Regions from separate parts of the Homo sapiens genome. Here all the other regions are linked to region 2. A link is a loop called in an ENCODE intact Hi-C map of the cell type or tissue named here. Cell type or tissue: IMR-90. All regions are shown on one strand. Links, peaks and the distances in the headings refer to the core of each region. The heading gives the core; the rest is flanking DNA.

Evidence for each region. Peaks named below come from ENCODE experiments on the same cell type or tissue, not always from the same donor. Only the 100,000 strongest peaks of a DNase experiment are listed, where the experiment ranks them.
Region 1: a loop joins it to region 2, with 3 times the contacts of the local background. A loop is called at or near these places in 1 of 110 quality-filtered maps.
Region 3: it touches region 2 in a loop (2.5-fold over the local background); 2 of 110 quality-filtered maps call a loop at or near these places.

Annotation. Positions count from the first base shown.
Region 1 is chr18:48,833,284-48,836,455 of GRCh38, reverse strand. The region is part of intron 10 of CTIF (cap binding complex dependent translation initiation factor); the gene reads right to left. It overlaps CTIF-AS1 (CTIF antisense RNA 1), which reads left to right. Exons shown (of 3, transcript XR_935449.3): 3 at 1,457-3,172. Among named protein-coding and RNA genes, the nearest start is that of CTIF-AS1, 7.0 kb to the left of the region's middle. RefSeq lists enhancers at 1-656, 3,119-3,172. In IMR-90, for the core only: no CTCF peak of the experiment used is centred there; a DNase peak (open chromatin) is centred at 1,595; H3K27ac peaks cover 854 bases.
Region 2 is chr18:49,237,288-49,240,459 of GRCh38, reverse strand. The region is part of intron 13 of DYM (dymeclin); the gene reads left to right. Among named protein-coding and RNA genes, the nearest start is that of MIR4744, 190 kb to the right of the region's middle. In IMR-90, for the core only: a CTCF peak has its summit at 1,815; no DNase peak of the experiment used is centred there.
Region 3 is chr18:49,182,455-49,185,626 of GRCh38, reverse strand. All of the region lies in intron 14 of DYM (dymeclin), which reads left to right. Among named protein-coding and RNA genes, the nearest start is that of MIR4744, 130 kb to the right of the region's middle. In IMR-90, for the core only: no CTCF peak of the experiment used is centred there; a DNase peak (open chromatin) is centred at 1,536.

The sequences.
Region 1 (3,172 bases), core at 434-2,933, 400 kb after region 2:
TTAGGGGGCAGCAGGGTGGTGGAGGGGTCCCCTAGATGCCAGTGGTGACCCCACTGTCCTCCAGGCAGAGCAAGCAGGGCCCACACAGCCCTTAGAATCAGGCCTTGAAAAAGACCAGGCTGAGCATGGGGACCCTGAAGGGCAGCCCAGGGCCTCTCTGGGGGCTGCTGGCTGTGCTCAAGAGGGGGCACCTGATGGGACCACGTCAGCTCCAGGAGAAGCACAGAATATACTTTTTAACTCTGACTTTGTTGCTGGGATCTTGAATGCTCCAGAGCACAGTGGGAGCTGCCTCTTTAGAGAAGCAGCTGCTGGGGGAGGAGGGAGGTGGGGCCTGGAGGTGGGTGGGCTCCAAGGCAGTGGCTCCTAGGGCGGGGGTATGCATTTGTGCCTTCCTGCAGCAAATGTTCATGGGCTAGAGGGCCTGGGGCCATGGGGACCAAACAGCCCGGTGCCTGTCCCCAGGCCACCTACAGTGGGGGGCAGAGGGGTAGAATGACAAATGCAAACAGGGAGCTGGGAGGGAGCCCCCTTTGGATGGATGAGGTGATCAGGGCAGGCTTCTCTGCAGAGGAAACCCAAAGGTTGAGTAGGGGGCAGCCAAGTCAGGGGTGAGGGCAGGTGGGGGGCTTGGTGGGAAGGGACCATGACCGACAGCTCCCACACAGTCCCCTCTCCACACCTGGCCTGACATGTCCTACTTGATCCTCACATAGTCCCATCACTGCTTTATGGACCACGCCAGAGGGGGGAGATCAGATGATCTCCAGTGTGCCCAAGGCCACTCATGGGGGTCAGGGAGCTGATTCTCAAATCCAGGAATATGCCTTGAAAGTCTGGGGCTCCCTTCTGCACTGTGCTTATAGATGTGGGATCCTTAGCTTTCTTGGGAGCATGGATCCCTTTGAGGATCTCGATGAAAAATCTGCACCTCTCCCAGAAAAATGCACCTCTGCACAGGTTCACAGATGTCTGCATACAATTTCAGGGTTCTCAGACCCTGAAGGCCACCAAGGGACCCAAGTACATGAGCCTTACACAGCACAACCTAAATCGTCAATGGCAATGTCTCAGGAGTGTAGGACAGTGACTGCCTCTGTAAGACCATCAGCACAGCCATGGCCACACATGTTGTCTGGAGGATCAGGTGGCCTTTTTCTGTGGCTTTTGAGGTTGAGGCTGGGTACCCTTGTGGCTAATGCATAATGCCAGGATGGCCAATAAAGACACCATAAAAATTCCCTGCCGTGTGCCTGACACTGGACAGATTTAATCTCCAGGTCTTCTGGGAACCCCGCAGAGGCAGGGGCTGTTTTCTCATTTTACTGATGGAAACTGAGGCTCAAGGAAGTGAAGGAATTTGTTTCAAGTCCCAGGCAGTACCACGAACATGGGATTTGAAATCACGCAAGTCTGACACGCAAACCTTGGTTCTTTCCTTTTTCCCTTCTCACAGAGGGTGCTTTTCGCTTCCCGGAAGCTGGCAGGGAGTTCCTCTAAAGCGCAGGTTGGAGTGGTCAGAAGGGAGCGAACTGACAGCACGAGGAAGGCTCAGCGCATGCCAGCTCCACTCACGGGAAATGACTCACTGCAGCCCTGCTGCTCTCGGGCTCCGGGGGACACATCCACATTTCCTGTATCTCGGCTAGAGCCTTGGGCAGTGTGAGCTGGCAGGGCAGATCGCTGAAGGCGGCTAGAGATAGAAAACCACCCAGCTCTGCATCCTGAGACAAAGAAGCCTTTCCCTGGGCTCATATGATAGAGGTACGTTGCCTCTGGGCCTCAGTTTTGCCATCTGTAAAATAGGGTGAAGGTCAGACTAGATTGGGCATATTCAGTGTGGGATCCCCCTAATGACGGCATCAGCATCACCTGGGAAACTGCAAATTCTCCTTTATGACAGTGGCTCTCAAACTTTAATGTGCATTGAAACCATCTGGAGGAGAGGAGCGTTTCCCACTTGAGAACCACACAGCGGGATCAGGGAGGGGCGAACTATAGTCCACCGGCCAAATCTGGCCATGGCCTGCTTTTTATGGCCCATGAGCTAAGAATAGTTTTTTCCATTTTTCAGTAGTTGGGGAAAAAAATCAAAGAATATTTTGTGACATATACAAATTATATGAAATTCAAATCTCAGTGTCCATAAATAAGGTTTCGTTGGCACACAGTCACTCTCAGTCATTTGCATATCGTCTACGGCTGCTTTTTCCGCTATGAAGACAGAGTGGAGGCGCTTGCTCTCCTGGTTACATGCTGCTGCTCACGCCCTACACCTCGCAGGGATGTGGTTAAACTCGGCTTTGCCTCTTGGCCTGCAGAGCCTAAAATATTTACTATCTGGCCCTTCATACCAGACATTTGCCGACCCTCATCTACAGAGAGAAGGGAAAGGAAGAGAACGGGAGGGGAGGGGAGGGGAAAGGAGGGGGAAGGGGAGAGAAGGGGTTTGTGCAAGAGCTGGGGTCCCTTCTGGGGAAAAAATGAGCTGTCAGGGGCTTTTGGAATCTGAGAGAGTCCTGCTCTGCGCTGGGCCAACATTTGGAATCTTTTGCACAGTTGCTTTGAGGGTGATCTGGAAGGCCCCTCTGACCAATAAAGACCTTCCCTCTTGCCTGTATGAAAACCTAACATTCCACTTCTAGAGCAGGGGCTCTTACCTGGGAAGCCCCCCATCCAGAGGCCAGGCTTCGGGGGTTCTAGGTAAGCTTTTAAGCATGCAGGTGTTTTCTGGGGAGAGTTTGGTGGCGCCAGTGACCTTCCCTACCCCTCCCAAATCCCAAGCACCCTTTTTGTTCCTTTGGGGCACACATTTTTCTCTCCCCACCCCTCCTTTCAAAATGTGAAAGTCCCCGGAAGGGGGACACTGTGCACCTACATCTTCCTACCTAGGAAAGGGGTGAGGTGATCTGATGGGACTAGGCAGGCTTTAGGAACGTCCAAGGAGTCTGAGGAGAGGTGGAGGGCGGCGGGGGCAGGGGGGCATTTAGAGAGAGGAAATGGGAAAGAGGGCATCTTTCCCAGAGGGCTGCAGGACCTCCGAGCCCACACTATCTGTACTCATCCACTTCTCCGCATCAGCAAGAGGCATCCAAGACTCGCAGCCCACACGGCTACCCTCCCACCCTCACTGGTGGGCACTTCCACTCCCCAGGCCCCACGAGGCCTCCCG
Region 2 (3,172 bases), core at 481-2,980:
TCAAATGACTAAAGGGGCTTTTTCATTAACTGTATTAATGTTAACATGTAATGTGTTTATTATTAAATTTAAATGAATTAGTAAATATTTAATATTTTCTCAGTTTTAATATCTGTCAGTATAACTGACATATGAAAAAATTCTTTGGGGTTCTCATTAATATTTTTAAGAGTTGAAAGGGGCCCTGAGAAAAGTATAAGAACCAGCACTCTAATGCCCTTTCAGGATGAGATAGGTAGAGTGGATGTGAGCATGTCTGTATTACAGAGTTCAGTGTATATACTTTTAAATATCTACTATTTCTGAATTATACCTTCCTTCCATCAGTATAATCAATATTTAACTATATTTGTATTATTCATGCTTCCATTTAATAAATATTTATTGAGAACATAGTTATCAGAGGTTGAAAGAGAAGGGGTATACAGAATATATAAATCATGTTTATTCTCTGTAAGAGCTCATGGTCTCTATTCTAAAAAGTCATAAAAAAACAATGTTACTGTACTAAATTGCCTTTTAAGTTTATTGCTTATCTTGCCTGGGTGTGGTTATGAAATAAATTTGTTGCTGTTGTCTATTTCTGTGTAACAAACTACCCCAAAACTTAGTGGCTTAAAACAACAATTTGTAATGACCTCCACAGGGCTTTGGGTTGATTGCTTAGCTAACTGATTCTCTACTTGTGGTCTCTTGTTTGCCATCGTAGAGCAGCTGGGCTGGGTGTCCAGTGTGCTCCCATCTCAAGGCTGGCAGTTGATGCTAGCTGGGAGATCTGTTGAGGTGTTGCCTGGAACACCTCAGTTCTTCTTCTTGTGACCTTGCTATGAAGCTTGGCCTCCTCACCGCAACGCAGGCAGGTTCCCAAGAGGGGACATCCCAAGAGTGGCAGAAACTATAAGGTTTCTTATGGCCTAGCTCAGCTATCCCTGAATGTTACATTTTATTGGTCAAAAGCAGGTCACGAGACCAGCCCAGATTCAAGAGGAAAGAACCACAGAAGGGCATAAGTGCTGGGAGATGTGGTTCATTTGTGGCCATCTTTGGATGCTAGCTGCCACAAGACTGCTAGGAGACTGTTGAATTAAGTTTTATAAATTATTGCTTATTGTAGCTGGGAAAATGAATACTTTCATTCTTAAGATCAATATCCAGGCTTCTGTTCAAAATAGAAAATTTAAGCTGAATCCATTCAAATGCTATTCTTTGCATTTTTTTCCTTTAATTTACATTTGACATTAACATTCTCTCCCTGACTTTTTCCCATAGTTTCTTCTGATGAGCAGGAAATGTCCACTATCTAGTACAGGTGTCTTCACTTATAGTCAAAATGGAAGAGGAGCAAGTGCACAGAGTTCCTGTAAGATGCATGTTCATGTGGCTGCACTTGCTGGCCACTGAGTTGTTGATATTGACCAAATCTTGTCTTTAGTCTGAGAAAATGTAGGGCTGTGTTATCTTGTGGCAGTGTGGCAGGCTGGATGTTCACTCTGACAATAACAGCTCAAGTTCTATACAAGAGAGGCTGAGGGGCAGCATTTGGAGGGTGGAGTTTGAGGGTTGTTTGCAAGTGCCATTTAAACAGCATTCACAGTGTCTCCAATTTGATTATGTATTCACAGTGGCTTGGAAATCTGGCTGGAGGAGTGTTTCTTTTTTTTTTTTTTTGAGACGGAGTCTTACTCTGTCACCCAGGCTGGAGTGCAATGGCATGGTCTCAGCTCACTGCAACCTCTGCCTCCTGGGTTCAAGCGATTCAGCTGGAGGAAATTTGATAGGGAGATGCTTTAGCTAAAGCTCCCCCTTGGTGGTGCTGTTGCACTATAACTTCCAAAGAAAACATCTTTTTTGTTGCTCATTTTTTTAAGCAAACATTTTATTGGACACTAAGGTGCACCAGGCTCTGTGCTAGGCTTAGGGGAACTAATACAACAGTTAATATCCTTATAGTCTAATCCTGGCTATTAACTTTCTTAACATCAAGAGTGAAGAAATAATATTATTATATACTATTATATTAAATAATAATATTAATACATAGCTAATTAATTCAAGCCAGATCCATTGCTGCATGTAGACACTATGGAGGCAGTAACCAATTTGCCTAAAGATGATGCATTCACAAATTTCACAATTTTAAAGGTTACTTAAAAGGGTATCACATAGCTCTTAAATATAGCTTAAAATGCACAGTTTAAGTCTAATAAGAAAATTGCAGTTTAAAACTTCACTGACATGCTATTTCTTACCTATCAGATTAGAAAAATCCATTTTCCAGGTTATGTGGAAACAGACCGTCTCAAAATTTTCTGGTTGAAGTGTAAATTGGTACAACTCCTATGAAGAATGTGGTAATATCCATCCAAATTTCAAATAACATCACCCTTTGACCCAGCAATCCTACGTGCATTTGTGCAAAATGACAATGTACTAGTTTATTTTGGGAGTATTTTTTATAATAGCAAAAGATTAGGAACAACTCAAATATCCACCAACAGAGACCTACTTAAATATGGTACATTGATCTAGTAGTGTGCAGCTGTAAAAAAAAAAAAAGAGTAAGGTACTGATGGAAGGCTCTTTCAGATATATTACGTGAAAAATACAAGATATGAAATAATACATGTAGTATGTGATTAGTGCAGGGGAAAATAATATTTGTTTGCATTTATCTTTGTTTACATGCAGAAACTCTGGAAGGACACACAAGAAACTGATAAAAGTGGTTATGGGGTGGGAGGAGAGCTAGCCTTTTCACTGTGTATGTTTTTCCTCTCATCTCTTACCATGTAAGCACCAAAGGGGCAGTGATCTTTATTTTTTTCACTAATGGTATCCTTATAACAATACATGGCACATAAATATTTTTAGAATAAATGATTCAAAAATAACTCAAAGAACAAAAGTAACATAAGCTGATTACAAAAAATAGAGACAAACTTGAAGCCAACTGTTAATATAATGTCTGCTTCCAAGTAATCCTTAAATTGATGTCTTGTTGTATAACACTCTAGATGATTTTCTACTTGCGTATATGCAATTTAAAAAAAAAGTTTTATAGGCATTTTCCATAATATAATCTATGTTGAAAGATATATGGCCTCAAAATATCATTGAATTTATCCAGTGAATATTGCTAATGCCATATATTACGACATTTAAGTTGTTTATA
Region 3 (3,172 bases), core at 434-2,933, 55 kb after region 2:
TTTATACATTAGCAGTTAGCATATTTTCAATTTAAAGATAAATACTTTAAGCTTTCTGATGTTGTTGTGAGCTTTCTGCCTTTTATTTCTAGCAATATTTCAGTAATTGATGAAATAAATTCGAAAAACTGTTTTTCATTCCAGCTTTAATATTATGAAGCTCACATTACAACTTCTACCTGTCTAGACTGTTCTTACTTTTCATAAGTAGACAAGTTTCCACAGTCATATAATAGAATTATTGAATACAGTAATTCTCATTTTACATTCAAGTAAGTCTTAAAGATGTAATTTTTAGCAGCATTGTGTTTTTCAAATCCAATTCCTGCTCTGTAGCAGATAGGTTCTGTTGTTGCTATAAATGATAGCTGAATAGTAATCATTTAATTTTCTCTTTTAAGAAAGATGAAACTTTTCTTGGGGATGGGGGATGGTTCTTGGCAAACAAAAATGATGTGATTTAGGTCTTTTATAGAAATTCATGAGATTACTTGTAATTCAACTTGAACATGTCCTTCTTGTATTTATTGTTCCTTTTTATTGAAATACTCTTTCTCAAGATTGTGCACAACTCACACACACACAGCATCTTCAGGTCTTTGCTTAAATGACACCTCCTCAGTGAAGCCTTCCCTGACCACCCCTTCCAAAAACTAAAGCCTCCTTCTAGCACTCCTCATTCCTTCTGTAGCTTTATTTTATAATGTCATAAATGATGGTTATTTTAGAAGCCCTGTAATAGTTCTTCTTACCTCTGAGATATATGCGGTGGTCCCCCATTATCCTCGTTTTGTTTTCTGGGGTTTCAGTTACCCACAATCAAATGTAGTCTAAAAATATTAAATGGAAAGTTTCAGAAATAGAAAATTCGTAAGTTTTTAATTGTGCACTGTGCTGCATAGTGTAATTAAATTTTGCCGTGTCCCACCTGGAATGCGAATCATCCCTTTGTGTAGTGTATCCCTGTTGTATATGCGACCTGCCCATTAGTCACTTAACAGCCATTACTTAGCAGCCATCTCAGTTATCAGATCAAAAAACCATAGTATATATTGGGTTTGCTACTATCCATGGTTTTGGGAATCCACTGGGGGTCTTAGAATGTATCCCCCGTGGATAAGGGGGGAATACTGTATTGCTGCAGTATCTCTGAACTCTGACTCTGTGATGGAATAAGGGTTTGCACTTCTCTACTACCTCAGTAACCCAGTCCTTAGGGAATTGAGCTTTCTTTTATAATTAGTTTGCTTGTAAGAGAACTTATGGAATGTCTAATCTTAGTTGGGAGTGAGTTGTGGCCTTGGCTAAGGATGAAGTGACAATACTCTTTCAAGCATAGCCCTCTGGAGAAAAGGCCACTTCCCTTCCCCCGCCAAAAAAAAAAAAATTTTGTTTTTTGTTTTTTTGTTTTTCCCAACAGAAGAGTTTTTACTACTGGAGACCCAAGAGCCCTAACTTGCTTTTTAGTGGGAAGAGAGGAACTGCCTCATCTTAAACACATCCCTATGTATATTAGTCAGCTCAGGCTCATAACAAAATACCATAGACTGAGTGGCTTAAACAACAGAAGTTTATTTTCTCACTGTTGTAGAAACTGGAAGTCCAAGATCAAAGTGCCAGTAGGGTGGGGTCTAGTGGGGTCTGGTGAGGGCCCTCCCCTTGGGCTGCAGATGGCTGCCTTCTCACTGCGTGTTCACAAGGCCTCTTCTTAGTACGTGCACAGAGAGAGAGATCTGTGGTGTCTCTTTGTATGGAGACACTAATCCTTTTGGGTCAGAGCCTCACCCTTATGACCTCATTAACCTTAATTATTTCCTTATTCCAAATACAGCGATACTAGAGGTTAGGGCTTCAACATAGGAAATTTGGGGGAGACACATACATTCAGTCCCTAACACTGTGCATCCCAAATTATTTCTGAGTTCAGTTCAATTAAATAAACATTTTTTGAGACCCTGTTAAATGTACAGGCACTACGCTAGGCATCAAAGAGGCAGAAGTGAACTATCCCAGGCTCAAGAACTTAATATTTAGTGAAATAAAATGTATATAATTAACTTGAAAATGTGGTAAATATTTTTCTAAGCTACATTTTGAAGGGTGAATCGAAAATTGCCAGGCAGGTTTGTATAGGGGAGGGAAGTGAGTGTAGGCCAAGCAGTTAACGGAGGAACAGAATGGAGTGTGCAGGAATGATGAGCGGACTGATGTGGAGTGAAGTAAAGAGTGATGGGCACAAATTTAGAAGTGCAGGACTGCCTTGTGGTGTTTGTCCTTCCTGATGGTGCCACAACGTTTTCTGGAAAAGTAGCAAGTACCTAATATGTTGATTTTCACAATGAAGGATAAGTTTTAAAAGACTATCAATGACTGGCATTTACAATCTACAATAAGAGACTAGTTGTGCAAATAAAATACAGTGATACAAATCACTTAATTAGTGGGATTAGGTGAATAAAATTTCCCCTCAAATACGTAGTGTTGTATTTAAAAAATCACAGTGAAATTTAAAATACTGTGGTTATCAGAGATGGAAAAAAAATGTGCAATCACCACTTCAAGTAAGGAAAAACATTACATTAAAAATCTTTGGTTTTCTCCAGTGTTCCTTAAGTTTCTACGTAAAATATCTAAAACTGTGGGGTTTTCTTCACACAGATGTTCAAAAATCACTATTCACTTCCAACCAAGATAGAGTAACAGAGACTGGATTTACCCTTCTGCCTGAAACAACAACCAAAACAGACACAGTATATAGAACAGGGACTTTGGAGACACTGGGCATCAGGCAACAAAAGAAACAAATCCCTGAGAGATGTTAGCAATTGAGGGGAGCCCTGTGAGTATTGAGAGTTCCCAGACCACTGTTCAGAATTATAGCTAATAAGCCAACAAATAGAATCATAAAAATACTCAACCCAAAAGAAGGCAGAAAAATGGAAAAAGGGGAAAAAAAGAATCAATAGGACAAATGGAAAACTATAGCAAAAGGATAGATATAAATGCAACCATATCACTAACACCAGCAAAAGAAAGCAGGAGGGACTTATCAGGCAAAGTGACTTCAGAGAGGAAACATCACCAGAATAAAGAAAATTATTTCATAACAATGAAGGAATCAGTGTATCAAGAGGACTATTATAATCCTAAATGTGTACTTTATAACATACAC